2 separate regions of the Mus musculus genome follow, and region 2 is linked to region 1. Evidence: chromatin loops called from intact Hi-C (ENCODE). Cell type or tissue: left cerebral cortex. All regions are shown on one strand.

What was found. Hi-C counts contacts between places; a loop is a spot of excess contacts. Peaks named below come from ENCODE experiments on the same cell type or tissue, not always from the same donor. Only the 100,000 strongest peaks of a DNase experiment are listed, where the experiment ranks them.
Region 2: it touches region 1 in a loop (2.8-fold over the local background); 2 of 42 quality-filtered maps call a loop at or near these places.

Annotation. Positions count from the first base shown.
Region 1 is chr6:98,133,324-98,141,323 of GRCm38, forward strand. No RefSeq gene overlaps it. Among named protein-coding and RNA genes, the nearest start is that of Gm32592, 87 kb to the right of the region's middle. In left cerebral cortex, no CTCF peak of the experiment used is centred here; no DNase peak of the experiment used is centred here.
Region 2 is chr6:98,204,486-98,212,485 of GRCm38, forward strand. No RefSeq gene overlaps it. Among named protein-coding and RNA genes, the nearest start is that of Gm32592, 16 kb to the right of the region's middle. In left cerebral cortex, no CTCF peak of the experiment used is centred here; DNase peaks (open chromatin) are centred at 4,883, 5,571, 5,876 and 7,933; H3K27ac peaks cover 1,140 bases.

The DNA of each region.
Region 1 (8,000 bases):
TATTGGCAACTAAAGTAATAACCTTTCCATGTCAAATTGCTTTAAATTAAACTTAAAAAAAAAACCCCACAACACTAGCTGATACCCACACTTAGTAATTGTCAGGCGTTAGCATAACGTGGAATACAAAAGCTGCCTAAATCTTAGCTTTCAAAATAATTATTTACTTAGATAAATTTTGAAGGCAGTAGCATATTCAAAGTCTACCTGCCTCAATTTCTTCAAAAAGAGCAGGATCAATGTACGTATTAATTTTATAGTGAGGCTTAACGTGTAAGCGGAACTGTAGCTCAGGTTAGTCTCTAAGAAAGGGGTCTCTGGTCATCTTTGCTTATCAATCTATCATCCCCTGTTTACAAACGGGATATGTCGGCAGAATGCCTTGCATGCCTTTGCCTATTGTGCTAGTCATTGGGTGACCTAACCCAGAGTGGAAAAATACAGGGGCTCCATTTTGATTAGGCTGAATATGGACTGATCAAATTTCTCACCCTTTCAAGGCACTTTGGTGGAGGGTCCTCATGGCTGTGTGTGAAGCACTCAGGCAAAGGTTATGGCGGGCTTTCACACTATGTATTTGTACCTTCTAGATCTTTCCACTGAATCAGAGAGCTCTAAGCAGTAGCAAGTACACAGTGGTTTCAGATAGCTGGGGTTTCACAAGGTCTTTTGTGAATTTGTGTACCATTTGGGCACATCTGCCTTCTAAACCCAGATGAATGTCTTCAGACTTGGTGATATAGACAGGGTCAGAAGTACAACCTTATTGATGAGGATCAGTTAACTTACTCTTGGCTACTGATCCAAACTCAGTTCACGGAGACATTGCGCAACTGCCTTCCACATTTGGTGGTCAAGCCATATTGAAAGCAACCACTCCAAGGTTGAGTAAGGAATCTTGAGTTATATAGTCTGATAAACCCAAGGGCCTCTTGGGACTGCTGTTTATTGGTAATGTCTGGCAACATTAGAAACAGAATACATGGTGATGTCTCCAGAAATTTCTTTGCTGTTAGAGACTCATAGGACAAGCACACCACAGATTCATCATTCTAATCTGTATTCTTCTCTGAAGTCTGAAGATGGTGAACTAAAGATAGCTAAAGCTATGGGCTTATCTGGAGGAAATAACAATCTTCTATTGTCAGTTGAATGTCATGTGCCTGCCTGTTGGGACCCTGTCTTTTGTCTACATTAAGTTTCTGAATGAAGTAAAAGAGGTTAGAGAGCTTTTAGAAACTTCTTCCTCACTGAAGCCATAATGCCAAAGATGAATCTAAGAATAAAGATTTACACCAGCATTCATTCTGCAACTTCACTTTGATTTGGAAATGACCCTCTCTAATCTCTACTGTCTCATATGCAGAGAAATGTATGCTCTGAACAAACAGTATGGTTGGAGAGATGGAGCAGTTGGCATATCCCCTTTTGTATGCATCAGGGCCAGATGCTGATTCCTAGAAGTCACATGGAAAAGCCCAGTATGGGAGGATTTATAATCTCATATTCTCAGTGCTGGGCAGGTAGAAATAGGTAGATTCCTGGAACTTGCCAATTACCCAAGTTCCAGATCCAGGAGAGATCTATTCTAAAAACACAAGGTAGGCTTGAGGAATGATACCCAAAGAATGATGCCTGAGACTAACCGTTAGTACACACACACACACACACACACACACACACACACACACACACACACAACCATACATACCCTCTGCTCATACATGCATAGGCACAAACATAAAAAAGAGCCCTAGCGATGAGATAAGAATGTAGTTAGATAGAACTTGAAGAGACGATGATCCTTACAGCTGTCTATCATATGTAATATGCATAGTCATTTTCCCCAGGTCTGCCTTACTCATCCCTACATCCTCATCACTCGGGCTTCACTTGAAATAGCATCTGCTTTCTATTCCATCCCCTGCCTTTACCCAGCTCTTTACTTCCCATCTTTCTAAAGCATTTCTCTTCTTGTTTTGAAATCACACAGCACTACCATTCGGCTCTGCCACCTATGGCTTCACTATTCCGTTTTGGACTGTTGATTTTTTAACAGAGATTCTTTGTCCCACACGAAGAAGAACCATGTCCGTTGCCCCCAAGTTGAGACCCCGCAGAAGCTCATGATGTGTTTCATTCTATACTTGCCACATCTCTGAGTCCATAGTCTATGCTTGATATATATTGGCTTAACAGCTCCAATTTTCAATGACTTTTTGTTTTGAGTTTCATCTTGTTCTGTCCTGAAATACAGATGTATCTTTGTTTCTGTGTGATGATGCTTCCCTTATTTTGTGGAAGGGGACTCTGAATTGGGCAGGTGTAGTGATTTGTATCATACAACTCCCGTGGGCAGGTAGCTGGACTCATCATCTACTTGCTTTTCCATAAGGTTCACACCCCTTACAATACCATTTCTGTTTTGGTAACAGGGCCCTGTGAAATGCTCTGGGGTGGAACAATGGGAAAAATGAGAGGAGAAAAGAGGTGAGCGGCCGAGGCCATGGCCTGGCTGGGCTTCCTTATTGATCATTGTTATTGCAAATGTCATTTGTTCTGCATTTCTTCCACTGCAGGGTAAGACTCTCATAGCTAAAAGCTTTCTTTGGTTTGTTACGAGTATCACTGCTTTTTCCTCTGAATATCCCTGAATGGATCACAACTATCATGATGGACATGGATGGAGAACATACTGTATAGTGGGCAATGTGTTGAACATCTCTCATGAGTTAGATCATCCCATTCTCAAAATAGCGTTGAAGGCACATATTAATATGCTTACTTTTGCATATGTATGTGATGTGATGTGATGTGATGTGATGTGATGTGATGTGATGTGTGTGTGTGTGTATGTGTTTGCATGTTCATGCAGGTATGTGTGTGAGGCCATAAGACAGCTATGGATATTGTTCCTTAGGTGCCATTAAAAGCAGGGCAGGGGAAGGGTATAGGGGACTTTCAGGATAGCATTTGAAATGTAAATGAAGAAAATATCTAATTAAAAAAAACCCTTACTTTTTGAAGACATAGTCTCTCATTGGCTTGAGATCCACTAACTACACCCTGCTGGCCCCCAGTGGTCCACCTGTTTCTGCCTTCTTAGTACTGGGTTTATAAACTCATGCTGTACACTGTACACTGGCTTCTGGTGATTACATTCAGATCTTGTGAGGTTAACATCTTAATTGTTACTTTTAATGGATCTGGAATCAAGTAAGAGATGAGCCACTGGCTACAGCTAAGGTATTTCTTGATCAGGGTATCTGAAGTGGAAAGACATACCTTAAATATGGGTGCCACCTTTGGTAGCAGCTAGATAAAAGAGATCTGGGAGAAAAAGCATTGTTTTTTTTTGCCTGGTTGCCTTTGCATCTTGCTTGTGAGCTTAATTTGCAAATTTATCTGCCCCATTGGTGCTGATCCTATAGCCACTGCTTCTACATTCTTTGGCTGATATCATGCTTCCATATGGACTGAAGGCCCTCTAGGATTCCTCCAGAATTTTTGCACCAGATTAGAACTGCTGAGGCTTCCAGTCTGTGGACAGAACAGCTACTGGGTTCTCAGCCTCTCTATTGAAAAGACAGTCATTGCTGGACTACCCAGACCATATGTGTAATCCAATATAATAAATCTCCTTTTAGTGTATTCTTTCCAATTGTTACATGCTTCTAGACAATCCAGGCTAGGACTGGAGAGATGGCTCAATCATTAAAGGCTAGGCTCACAACCAAAAATATAAGAGAATCCAGGCTAATGCATGAGCATACTACAGATATCTTTCTCCCCAGCTCACTATGCCCATTTTGTAGATGAAGAAACTGAGGCTAACAAAAACTAAATAGGAACAGAAGAAATACACATCATGGTTCTTTGAATAGCTATTTACCCAAAGAAGGAAGGACGGTTTGATTGTTTGAAAAAACTGAGTTGATATGCTGTGTTTGGCCTGTGCTTTGGCCGTATTCTGAATGGAAGCAATCACCTTTGTTTTTATTTCTTCTTCACCTGGTATCTTCTTAGCTCCTGTCCCAGTGCCATTGAGGAATGTCTCCTCAAGTGGATGCAGGGATTGGGGTTAGGGTTTATCACACAGCAGAGACCTGGTTATTTATGGAAGGAAAGAATTGGGATTGTGAAATTCCACGAATCCCTGGTGATAGGGTGGAGTGGGCTGATCAAACTAAGACTCAGAAATCCTTCTAAGAAGATTGCCTTTGAAATGACGCCTGAAGCAAAACCATATTGGCCCGCTCATTAAAAAAAAAATGTGTTTTCTAAAACCAAAGCTATTTGATTTTTAAATGAGTGATTGAAGTCCCCAGTCAAAGCCCTTAGGTGCCTTTGGGGGATGTTTGGCAACCTCTCACCTTCTGTAGCAAGGCGTGTGTTTTATGCTCTGATATATGGGAAACCACAAACAGGACTCCAGGGACTAACTTTCCCCAGGCACTGCCTTTGACTTGGAAATCATGTAACCATCAGCAGCCATTGGTGCACACTGCATCAAAGTCCTGAAATCTAAGTCCTGCATCATGGCTGAAATCTAAGTCATTCTTACTCCCCTGCCCTGCTCTTTATCTATTTCTTATTTTCAAGGCATCTCTGTGTTCTGACCACTCTTCTGTATCCCTGGTACCAGCTCTTTCTCTGAGGTCGCCGTCATTTCCTATTGCCTGAAAGACTCTAATAAGCCTCAGCCTACTCTAGTTAGTCTATTCTTGACTCTTTCCATCTGTTCCATGAGGAACCAGCATGGTTGTCTGATAATGCAAGGATGACCAGATGAACACTGCTTCACTGCCCACAGTAAACAGCCTCGGACACATTTGTTCCTCTGCTGCCCAGATGACAAAGCCATCCAGTGAGGCTCACAATGTCTTGTCTGGTCCATCTGACCTCATCGCTTCCCTCTATTGCAGGCCTACTAATAGTTATTTTCCTTCTGTCTGTTTTATATACTGCCATGGGGGCTTGGTGAATACTCTTCTTGTAGTCTAGAGGCCTGTCTTAAATAAAATCTTACACGGCCCTACATAGTTAAGAGTCCTTTAGTTCCTAGCTGGGTTACATAACCTACAACAGTGTAGTATCATATACATTATTTTCATTGAACTCCTCACTTTACGTCTTTAGCATCATTGTTAAGAAATTGGTCCAAACCCAACTCTGCCAGTTACCATGAATGGGGCCCTGGGCAATCACTGTATTTTTTTTTCCAGCGCATAAAAGGAGATCTATGTTCCTTGTTGCGATGGTTAAATGTTAAAATATATAGAAAGTACTTGGGATGCTTACTGTCTCACACACAGCATTAACTCTGATTTTAGTGGGTTACTATACAACACCTGCTTTCCTCTGCTACACTAGAAGTTTATGGGGGTCATAGAAAGTAGGCAGTTTTACTTATTGTAATGCAGTGACCATCCTAACACATGGTTTATTAACTAATAGCTAATTAAGTTCTTGCTACTTATCATAGAATAGAAACTTATCAGCAACTTTGAGTGCTAGTGTGATGATGGCTTATAGATAGTATCATGGTACCTGTGCTTTGGGGTGTGTGGTATTTTCTCAGGTGGTTTGCTCAGGGTCTTACATTTGTTATTGTCTAGGTGTGCACCAAGGATAACAGTCCCTCTCGACAGTGAATGGGGAAGGATCTAATTCTATGCTTACATGGCTCTTGGCAGATCTCAGTTCCTAGTAGGTCTTGGAACTGAGGAGGCTCTGAATTTTGGTGGCTATTAGGTGGAAGCCATTACTGGTTCTGTGTGACACAGGTGCCTTTGCAGGCGTCTTGCTTCAATATAAAGCCATCAAAAGAGATTATACTAGCAAGACAGATGCTATACTGTGACTCATCTGGGAAAACCAATATTCTATCACATTTTTTGATTAAGAACAGGTTCCTGTAGGGATCACGTTAGAGGCTACTTAGAAGAGCAATTACAGACATGTGCTCTATAACTAAGTTTTGTTCCAGGAGGAATCATATATGCAGCATTGTTCCTTCAATATTATATGAGCTAGTGGTATAGTATCCACCTTCGTTTGTGACACTTGTACCACAGAGAAACCATCTGTGTGTTATCAGACTCTTCCCATCACCAGGCAACTCATGGCTACAATTAGTGAACAACAGGATGAAGTTCTGGCTACCCAGTAACTCATTTTGCTAATGAAGTCACATATTTTTCATAGCTTCCCCTGTGTAATCTACCATGCACTGAGAGGTGGAGAGAACTCCAGGGATAAAAGGGACTGAGAACAATCTGGATTGAACAAGGTGGGAACAGCTGGTAATTTTTTTTCTAAATTAAAAGTATCCTTATGACTTTTGGTCTTCACAGAACAAGACACAGTGTTATGGAAAACCGTGTGTTGATGATAACCTAGGGACTGTCACGCTGCAGCAATGCTAACCCAATGAATGAAGGTAGCTACCACTCCAAACTGTGGTTTTTCTGTAGTCCATGTTGATCTTAACCTCATGGTCCTTCTCCCTTCAGCCTCCCGAATGCTGGCATTACCAGCACACACCACTGTTGGCCTTCAGATCCCATACCTATAGATAGCAAGAGGAAGAGAGAGTTGGGACCACTTATATCTTTGATAGTGTGTTTTAAATACAGGACTTTTGGCATTTTTCTTGCAAGGTTGGGATTTGCGTGTGTGCATGGGCCTTGGAGTATGTGAGTATGCATGAATCAAAACAGCTTCAGGAGAAAAGTGAGTGCTCCTGGCTTGGTTTCTTGTCCCTGAGTCTAGTCACCTTTCAAAAGCACGGGCCCACTTCAGGCATGAGCCCTTCTTCCAGGAAAGCAGTGGCTAAGAAATTGTGGGGGAACCGATGAAAACCATTACATTTGCGTGCCGAAGAGAAAGCTACTGGAAGGATCTTCCATCAGTCTCTTTATAAACAACATATACTGTATACTCCTCTGGAATTTTATGGCTTGATTTGCTGCCTTCCAGCCCAAACCCAGCTTTTCCCCCATGTAGATCCCAAATCAGGATGTCTTTGTATTGGCAGACATTGAGTGCTAAGGCCAAAGTCACTAATTCTAAAGTGCCTCGAATTATCGCAGCAAATTGAAACTCCACATACAATTTGTGTCATTAACCTCTTAGGGATTATATTTTTTACTTTTTCCTGTGTGACATCTATCTGGTCACACAGTCATTGTGAACCAGCGCTTGAAATGCATAATCCTCAAAGGTTACTCCCAGTCACTTAAAAGACCCCCATATTCATCTCAAAACCCAGAACTAGGAGATAAGGTTTAAGGCAGCTCTGAATGGGATAGGGGAATAAACAAACCATTCCACACGTCTTAAAATAAAGTACTTATGGAGCACATTTTTATCTCCAAAGCTTGCGAAATGAATGTATTAATCCTCACAACATTCTCTGTATTATCGTCACCACATAATACATATGGAGCTGGGGTTGGAAGGTTAAATTAGCCTCCCTCCTTTCCTCCAGGCCTCGGCTGGTACTTTGGGATTTGATTGGACTCAGCTGTGCTCTACGGTGTCCAGTTTGTAGTCTCTCTTCTTTAACTCACCCACTTGTGGATATTTTGAGGGGACGAAAGAGGGAAATAATTATTGTCAAATCCAGACAAAGCCAGAATCACGCCTGTTCCTTTTTTAGAAAACAGGAAGTTTTGTGTCATTAGAGTAAAATCACTCCCCCCACCCCCCGCTTTTATTCTCTCCTTACTCTATCCTCTGTGATCTAAATGAGGTTTTTTTCTTTTCGTTTTCGTTTTCTCTTCTTCTTCTTCTTCTTCTTCTTCTTCTTCTTCTTCTTCTTCTTCTTCTTCTTCTTCTTCTTCTTCTTCTTCTTCTTCTTCTTCTTCTTCTTCTTCTTCTTCTTCTTCTTCTTCTTCTTCTCCTTCTCCTCCTCCTCCTCCTCCTCCTCCTCCTCCTCCTTCTTCTCCTTCTCCTTTTCTCCTCCTTCTCCTTCTCCTTTTCTCCTCCTTCTCCTT
Region 2 (8,000 bases), 71 kb after region 1:
AGATCCCCTGGGACAGGAGTTCCAGACCCTTTGCAAGCCACCAAGTGGGTGTTGGGAATCAAACCTGGGTCCTCTGAGAGACCATCCAGTTCTTAGCTGCTGCAACATCTCACCAGTTTGACTGTTTTCTAACTAGACCTCTTGTTCTTGTTTAGTATGGGTTTTGACTGTGGAATTTTCTTCTGCATTGCCTTTTGCTTCTTGTATATTTCATGTCATCTCTGCTTTGTTCTTCTCTTTTCGTTGTTCATTATCTTGTATGTGGTGTGTTTTACTCTAAAGTCCAAGTTACTTTTCTTTTAGCTTTTATATATTTTTCTCCTTATCTTAATGATTGTCCTAATGCTTACAAGATGGATCTGAATTGTGAATAGTCTTAAATGAGATTATCATGAGCTCCGTTCTGTCTGCATACAGATACACTCCGGTGTTTACCTTCTTTTTCCTTTCCCTGGTGCTGTAATGTCTTACTAACTATACCTTGTTTTATGAGATTTTTAATGCCAGATTGTGTTTTGAATTTAATCTCATGTATTCTGAGAAGGCAATTCAGAGACCCGGAGTGAAAGGAGAACGACCGGAAAGTATATGTGAGGATGACTGGTCAGCAGTGACATGCATGTGCCATCAGGATGGCATCAGGGGGAGGAGGCAAGAGTAGTGACAGCAAAAAGGTACTGTCTTAATATTTACAATGTGTCCCCAGTTGAGCTTGGAGTTGTGCTGGAGAGAATCACGAAAAGTACCCTGAGATTTTTCTGGTTCGTAGCTTCTAAGTACAGAGCAGGAGGTTTACTTGTGAATAGATCTCATGGTTCAGAACAAAGCCGTGAAAGTTCCCACGGTAATTACCTTTGAACCCCATCAGTTAGTAGACTCTAATTTCTAGGGAAGATGTCTGAGGGGAACTACCAGAGTTTTTTTTTTTTTTTAAAGAAACTGATTAATGGAGACATTGATGCCTTGATTCTGCAGTGCGATAACTCATTCTAAAGGCTCAGAAAGCATCCTTTTAATTATTATCAATGCACACACTGTCGTGTAAGTGACAATAAATAGTATGAATCTGAGACTCTGACACAGAGGAGAGCTCCCACGTTAGTCCTGCATGTGACGGCCTCTCATCTTGAGCCAATTGCCTAAGTTTTCTCAGCTGCTTTATGTCCAGCTCCACAATAAAAGTAGTAACACTTATCTCCAAGTGAGCCTGTATGCAGACGACTCCTAGCACACTGCTGGCAAGTCTGAGCTCATTCAGAAAGAGATACCAGTTAAGTCTGCAAGAGGTGAGCCATCGTCTCCCTCTCAGAGGCTTTAAAAGACTTCAGGAGGTAGGTTATTTACTGAGCCTGTGGCTCCTTCAGACTGGATCGTTTACTTTGCTTTTGGGGAAAGCTTCTGTAGAACTGACTAGCAAAGTAAGACTCGCTCAGCCAGTGGTTTCCAACCTGTGGGCCATAATCACTTTGGAAAGCGTATGTATCAGATATTCTGCATATTACAGTTATAAAATGGCAATGAAAATAATTGTATGGCCGGGGTCACCACAATATGAGGAGCTGTATTAAAGTCTTGCAGCATTAGGAATATTGAGAACCACTGCATTAGGCTGGCCTTTACCTGTTTGCCCCCATGCCCTATCTAAGTATAGACTGGATTTGTAAAGTAAGCCTGAGTTCACAGCACGGTGTGCTCAGTAACAGGAGCCAAGTTATCTTAAAATCTTGCTATGAATATGAACGTGTTTTTAAATGTCACTTTGGGTCTATCTTCAGATCTATAAAATTGTATAATAGTAGATTTTTACCACAAAGGGTTAAGTGCATTCTTGGAAGAGTGCACGGACTTAAGAGAGGTCTACATACATTATGTTATTGTTAGTCTCATTGTTTTTGGCTTTCTTTCAAAATTCCCTTTCATTGTAGAGCCTACAGAAATATAATGAAATAAGTTTCTGTTGAACATTAGCCACCCAGGTTATGACAGTGTTATAGCAGCTGGAAGGGACTGTATAGGAAGACATGTAGGAAGCTGTCTCCTAGAGAGTCAGGATGATCTGTTAGAGTCGGAAATTCCTCTGCCATGAAGGAAGTGGATGCTGCTTCCATGTCTATACTTGCAAAGTTCTTGCTCACTTCATTCAGCACTTTTCCCAGAGCCAACATTGTAGACATGCTTCCCAAAGGCCGTATGTCCTATTCTTAAGGTATTTAACCTGGTTTAAACACTAGTGCCTCCTCTATGCTAAATCAAATGTGGATCTGGTTATTTCCTTTAGAATCAAGATGGCATACTTACTGCATCAGACAGATTTCTCTAAAGGAACACAACTGATGGAATGGCTCACATTCTCATAACAGGGCCTGGCTAGTCTATCAGTGGCCTTCTGCCTACTCAAGAGGCTAAGACCCTGCTAGTGGATCAGTCCACAAAGCTAGCTAAATTCAGCAGTCTAACCTGGTGCTGGAGGCCTCAAAGATGACTAACTGGTTTCTTCAGTCACATCAGAAGGCTGAAGAAGCTGGAGTTTGATGACAGGGGAGGGTGGTAGCAATCACAGAAGCACCATTGATAACCTCAGTTACCAGCAACAAGTAAAGGGAGGCAGAAGAAGCATTGCCACCTCCTGGACCACTTTATATCTAGGCCACCTGCTGAACGATTGTCATTACTGAGAGGGGAAATCCCCACCCCCACCCCAATTGATCCTTTATGGCAATGCTAGACTCACTCAGGGGCCAATCTCCCAGTTGAACCTAGTTCCCAATAAGTTGATAATCAAGTTTAGCCATCACACTTAACTAGAACAAGCATTCAGTAAATTCTGAATCTCCAAAGTCCAAAGTTCATACGGGAGTCATCTCAGTAGGTTCCCATTGTTACGCTTCAGCAGAAAGATTACTGGAAGTGGGTATAGTGAGGAGATCTGGTACAGAATTCAAGACATGTCCCTTTATGGTTGGCTTTTGATCTGTTTTTATCTTCTGCATCATTGCTGTTCAATATAACACCAGCCTGTAATAAATTGTATATATAATATAAAACTGTATACTGGCTACATTAAAAAGTAAGGGGTAAATTTAGTTTACTATTATACTTAATTTCATTTCTGTACCTAAAATATGTCTACCTGTGATCAGTATAAACCTCTTTTATAATTAGTCTTTGAAATCAGTTACATATTTTATTCTTACAGCTTTTCTGAATTTGAACTAGCCATATTTTATATGTTGGGTAGTCATCTATAGTTAATGACTCTACTGGGAAGTGCAGTTTTATATATTTATAAGCTATAGTTAACTAGTGTTAAAGAATCAGGTTGATAGAGAAACAAAGGATTTGTTATTTGCTATAGAATAGTGTATACATATTAGAGTATATAAAGTCTGTGATTTAAACATTGAGCAGGATGATAAAGTTTCATACTGGGCATCTTTCTGGTAAAATACAAGTAAAAATAATATAATAAAATTACAAACATGCTGAGATGGAGTGTTACCCTCAAACTAGCAGATTTAGGGTTCTCACAGCTAGTGAACCCCAGCATGCAGTATTCTGATCTAGGAACATGCATTTGAGAAGATGTCAGAGAGATGGAGACCATATGTGCCGACCGAGCGCTCCTTACGCTTCCGTGTAGGAATTCCTTTTTTCATCTGGGGGGTGGGGGTGGGATGGGGATATCTCATGACTTTGACCAACTGAACACATCAGCTTTCTTGTCAACACAATGAGTGTTAGGAGAACAAACAGACATCATAGACTCCAGTGATCACCAACTCTGAGGAATTTTGGCACGGCAGCTGCTAAATCGTTCCTGGCTATGGGCCGAGCTGGTGGCCTGAGAGATATGCTGCACCCTGGAAGAAGTCTGTGGTCACCTCAGATGGTGTTGGGGTCACCCTCATCACCAATTTGAAAGTTTACACCAACAGTTTATAAAAGTAGTCTATTGATATCAAACTCCATCTGGCTATAGAAAGGACAACTGTTTTGACTCTTGAATAGCTACCGTCATGGCAATACTGCCTCCATCACAGAAGCAATTTTAAGGAAAAAAATAAAGTGTTTCGGCGGCTCAAGACAAATTCCAGGAAAGATGCACATATTTTGCACCGAGGCCTCTTTGAGAATCTCGGGTAGAACATGAATTTAAGCATTTGACCAGTTTTAAAGACACAGGCTCAGTTATGACACAAACGAATGAACTTAAATCAACCAGAGAGTTACTCCTAACAGCTACTGTCCTAAAGAAGTATACAGTTGGTCCTCAGGGAGCCAAGAGAAGCTGAGGCAACAAGGAAAATTTGTCTTTCACTTCCTTTGGCAGAACAACTCATAACCTATGGAGATCTGGCCAGGAGGCACTGTCTAGAGAGAAGCAGTCCACAGAGTGTCTACCTACGGGAAGAAGCAAATGCATCTAGCTAGGTTCATGGCAGAGTTTTTAATGAAAGGCAGCCTTGACACTGCTGTTGGGAGTGGATGTGGGGCCAACAAGGAAGGCTGCACAAGAGATTAGCTCTCTGAAATATGGGACCATCCGTAGATCCTGAAAGAAACCAAGCCTCTGAGATCAATGAATGTAGATAAGAAGGCTGTTAGCCTCAGCATCTGAAGCCAAGCTCAGCACTAATGTTTGCCTATCAATACTCATTTATGGCCCTCTTTTTGTACCATTAGGCTTCTGTGAGGGTTCTAAATAGATGGGTTCCTTTCTGCTTGCCTACCAATTTCTTAGCACACATCCTGTTTGTTACGTTTATAGCAAACTTAATTTCTTATACTGCTCTTAAGGGAGCTTTGGGTTGTGGTTTGCGGAGAAACGATGCAGTTCACAGCAACTTGTTTGCGGGTGTTTGACTGGCTTTCTCCAGCTGTTTTCCTGAGTTTGCTCATTTCCATACAGACTCACAGCTGTGTGTTTGGTCGTGTTTATGCTAATCACAGACGCATGCTAGAAAGAAGGTTCTACTTTGTTGAAGGAGATCCATATTTCCTTGGGCAGAGAGACCCATATCCCAAGTAAAACACAAAAGTAACCCCCCCTACCCCCACTCAGGGAAAGTGGTTTTACATGCATGTGTTTAATGTCACAGATCTGGGAGAGAAGGAAAAGGGAGCAGTTTTGAATAAAGTTTGCCTTTGCTTACATTGCTACCTATGAATAATCTTTCAAGGCATAAAATCCTTCTCAGTTTGAAGAGAGAAAATATCATTTGAAAAAGCTTAAAATAAACCTCAGTCTCAAATCCACTATGAAGTCATTGAGTGAAGGCTATTCAGCCACAGTTTTCTGGCTATCAAGGAAAAAAAAAAGCATATGATGTTTTATGCAAGGAGAATTTATGGCTTCCACTTCAAAACATCACGGATCTTAGGAAAATGTTTGTATTTCTCATTTGGTATGATTTAGAGAAATATTTCTGTAACATCTCCTTTTCATATTGTGCAATTCACACCAGAGACATCTCTATGAAATATTTACTCATGATTTTTATTTGAAGGGAAGTAGCTGGTTGCTGCATGGAAAGCTTTGTGGCGGAGATTCCTTGCTTTCAAAAGAAAATTGAAGCTAAATAAAAAAGATTTCAAGGCGAGCCCAGAGAGGTCTTTCCTTTGCGAAAGGTAATTGATTTGCTCCCCCAAACAGTCTTCTAGAACTTTCTGTAGACAATGCTCTAACCTTGTCAGGAGAGGATAATAAATTTAGAGTTAGACGGTTTTGGAAGGAAGGATTTAAAATGAACTGCGTTTTATAGGAACAGAGAGCACCGAGAGTCTGTTGTTAGTTTATAGGGCCTTGATTAGATAGGTTATTGATTTTGGCTGCTGGTGATACAGTCCATGTTCAGAAGGTATCAAACTCATGCTGAATAAAATAGAAGCAAGTGCTTGGGACGGAGAAGAGAAAGTACTAGGATCCTCGCTAGCAACCTAGTTGTAATTCTTCCAATGGAGTAGGCAGCTGTGTCTTACTGCCTTTAGCCCTCTGGAAGCAGTTATGTGTATTAAATACTGGAATAACTTGATATTTTAAAAGCTTATATGCTCATCCAAGTAAAATGGTTTTAGAAGACTACCGGGAGTTTCATGATTTTATAGTTAAATCAATACTCAGATTTATGCCTTTTGGACAGAGAAACTTGAATTTAATTGAGAAAATGGATCTAATGAGGATAGACATATTTTGTGCAGATGTAGGGGAGTTTTTTTTCTTTTCTTTCTTCTTCTTTATTTTTTTTTTTTTTTACTTATTATCTGAAAAAGGAAACAGGTACTTTTGATTCAAAGATGGATTGAGCTTTACAGGAAATAAGACAAGTGTCCAGAAACTTTGCAAGATTTGTGATGTGGCAGAGATGTTCCTGAGTGTCTGACCTCTGCTACAGTCATTTTCTTTCTCTTTGAAATTCTTGAATTTAAGATTCATTAATTATACAGAAAAGCACATAGTATTTTACTCTATCCTGCACAGCTAATGGCCATATGGTATTAAACTGGCAACCAGACTTTCAGAATAACAGTTTTTAGCACAGTCCCTGGCTGTCTGATTTCCCTTTTTATTTTGCAATGTTTTATAGATCTCCATGTAGAAATTGGTGTCTTATTCATTTAAATCATGGGTTTATTTTTTCAAAAAAAAAAAGATATTATGAGGAACACCATCTTTTTTTTTTTTCAGACAGAAATAAATAAAAATTCTCTGGATATTCAGGTTTGCACTGTCAGAAGTCCTGGCAAGTTCTAATTGGAAGACTCCCCATGGGAACTATCTAGCAAATGCAGACATGTTTTGGGGATCTGAGACTTATTTTCCACTAACCCTAATTCTCCACAGTCTTTGACCACATTTTGCTCTAGGAAATATTCTGATAAATGTTTTACACACACACACACACACACACACACACACACACACACACACACACACAAATTTAATTTCATGGAGATTCTGCCTATGAAATAGTAGTTAAATGATTATACCTTGAAATACAAGGAAACAAATTGAACTTCTAGAAACATATGGACTCAGGCAACCAGAAGAAAAACCATTGGAGGGCAAGATTTGGCTCTGTGATATTTATATGCAATGCAAACTCCAGAAATAACTGACTGCTTTCCTGCTGTCCAGAAAACATACTTTTTTTAAAAAAAATCATTTTTTCACGTTATTTTTTTCTGTACTCTCTCAAAAATTAAGAATTCTATTCTATCTGGAAAGTCTATGAATGTGAAAATTTTGTGAGGAATTTGTATCCCAAGCTGCCAAAGATAGATTACCTATGTTTTTTTATTTTATTTTCCTTATGAGTATGAAAAACTGACGAGTAGAAACTCTGTGAGCACATGAGTTATGTGTAGAGAGTGAGCTAACTTCATTGCCATTCTCCCTCCTGGAAGATACTGTGAATGTAAGAGGAAAAAAACCCTACAGATGTATCAAACGCATGCTCTTCAGATCATTTATAGGTTTAATATATAATGCTATAAATGAAAATACATTTTCAAAATGAGCACACTGCAGAAAATGGAAAATCTGAGTATAGTCTTGGCTTCAATCTTTTTGGAAGAAAATAAGATATTGAAAGTGGACATGGGTATAATTTGAAATGCATAGTCTTTTCAGAGTTCAACTCCCAGATTTATTCCCGAGTGAGCTGTCCATTTCACAGACCATAGAGGATGTTTACATACTTTTAAAGGACATCACCCTATGTGTTGGAGTTTGTTTAGTTGCTTTTAAGCTTTTCTTTCCCAGAGGTAAGTCATTATGAAGAATCACCAGATAGCCAAAAATGAACAAATCCCTCCTCCATGCTGTAGCTTTGAAGATAACACCTGGTATGATAAACAGGCAGAAATACAGAATTGAGTCATAGAAATTTCACGGTGCAGGGATTTATATTTGGAGCATATAGAGGGAGTGGCTGGCTTCGTGGTAGTCATGATTTGCAAAGTGAGCCCTGTCTCTACCTCTTTGTGCAACACCCAACAAA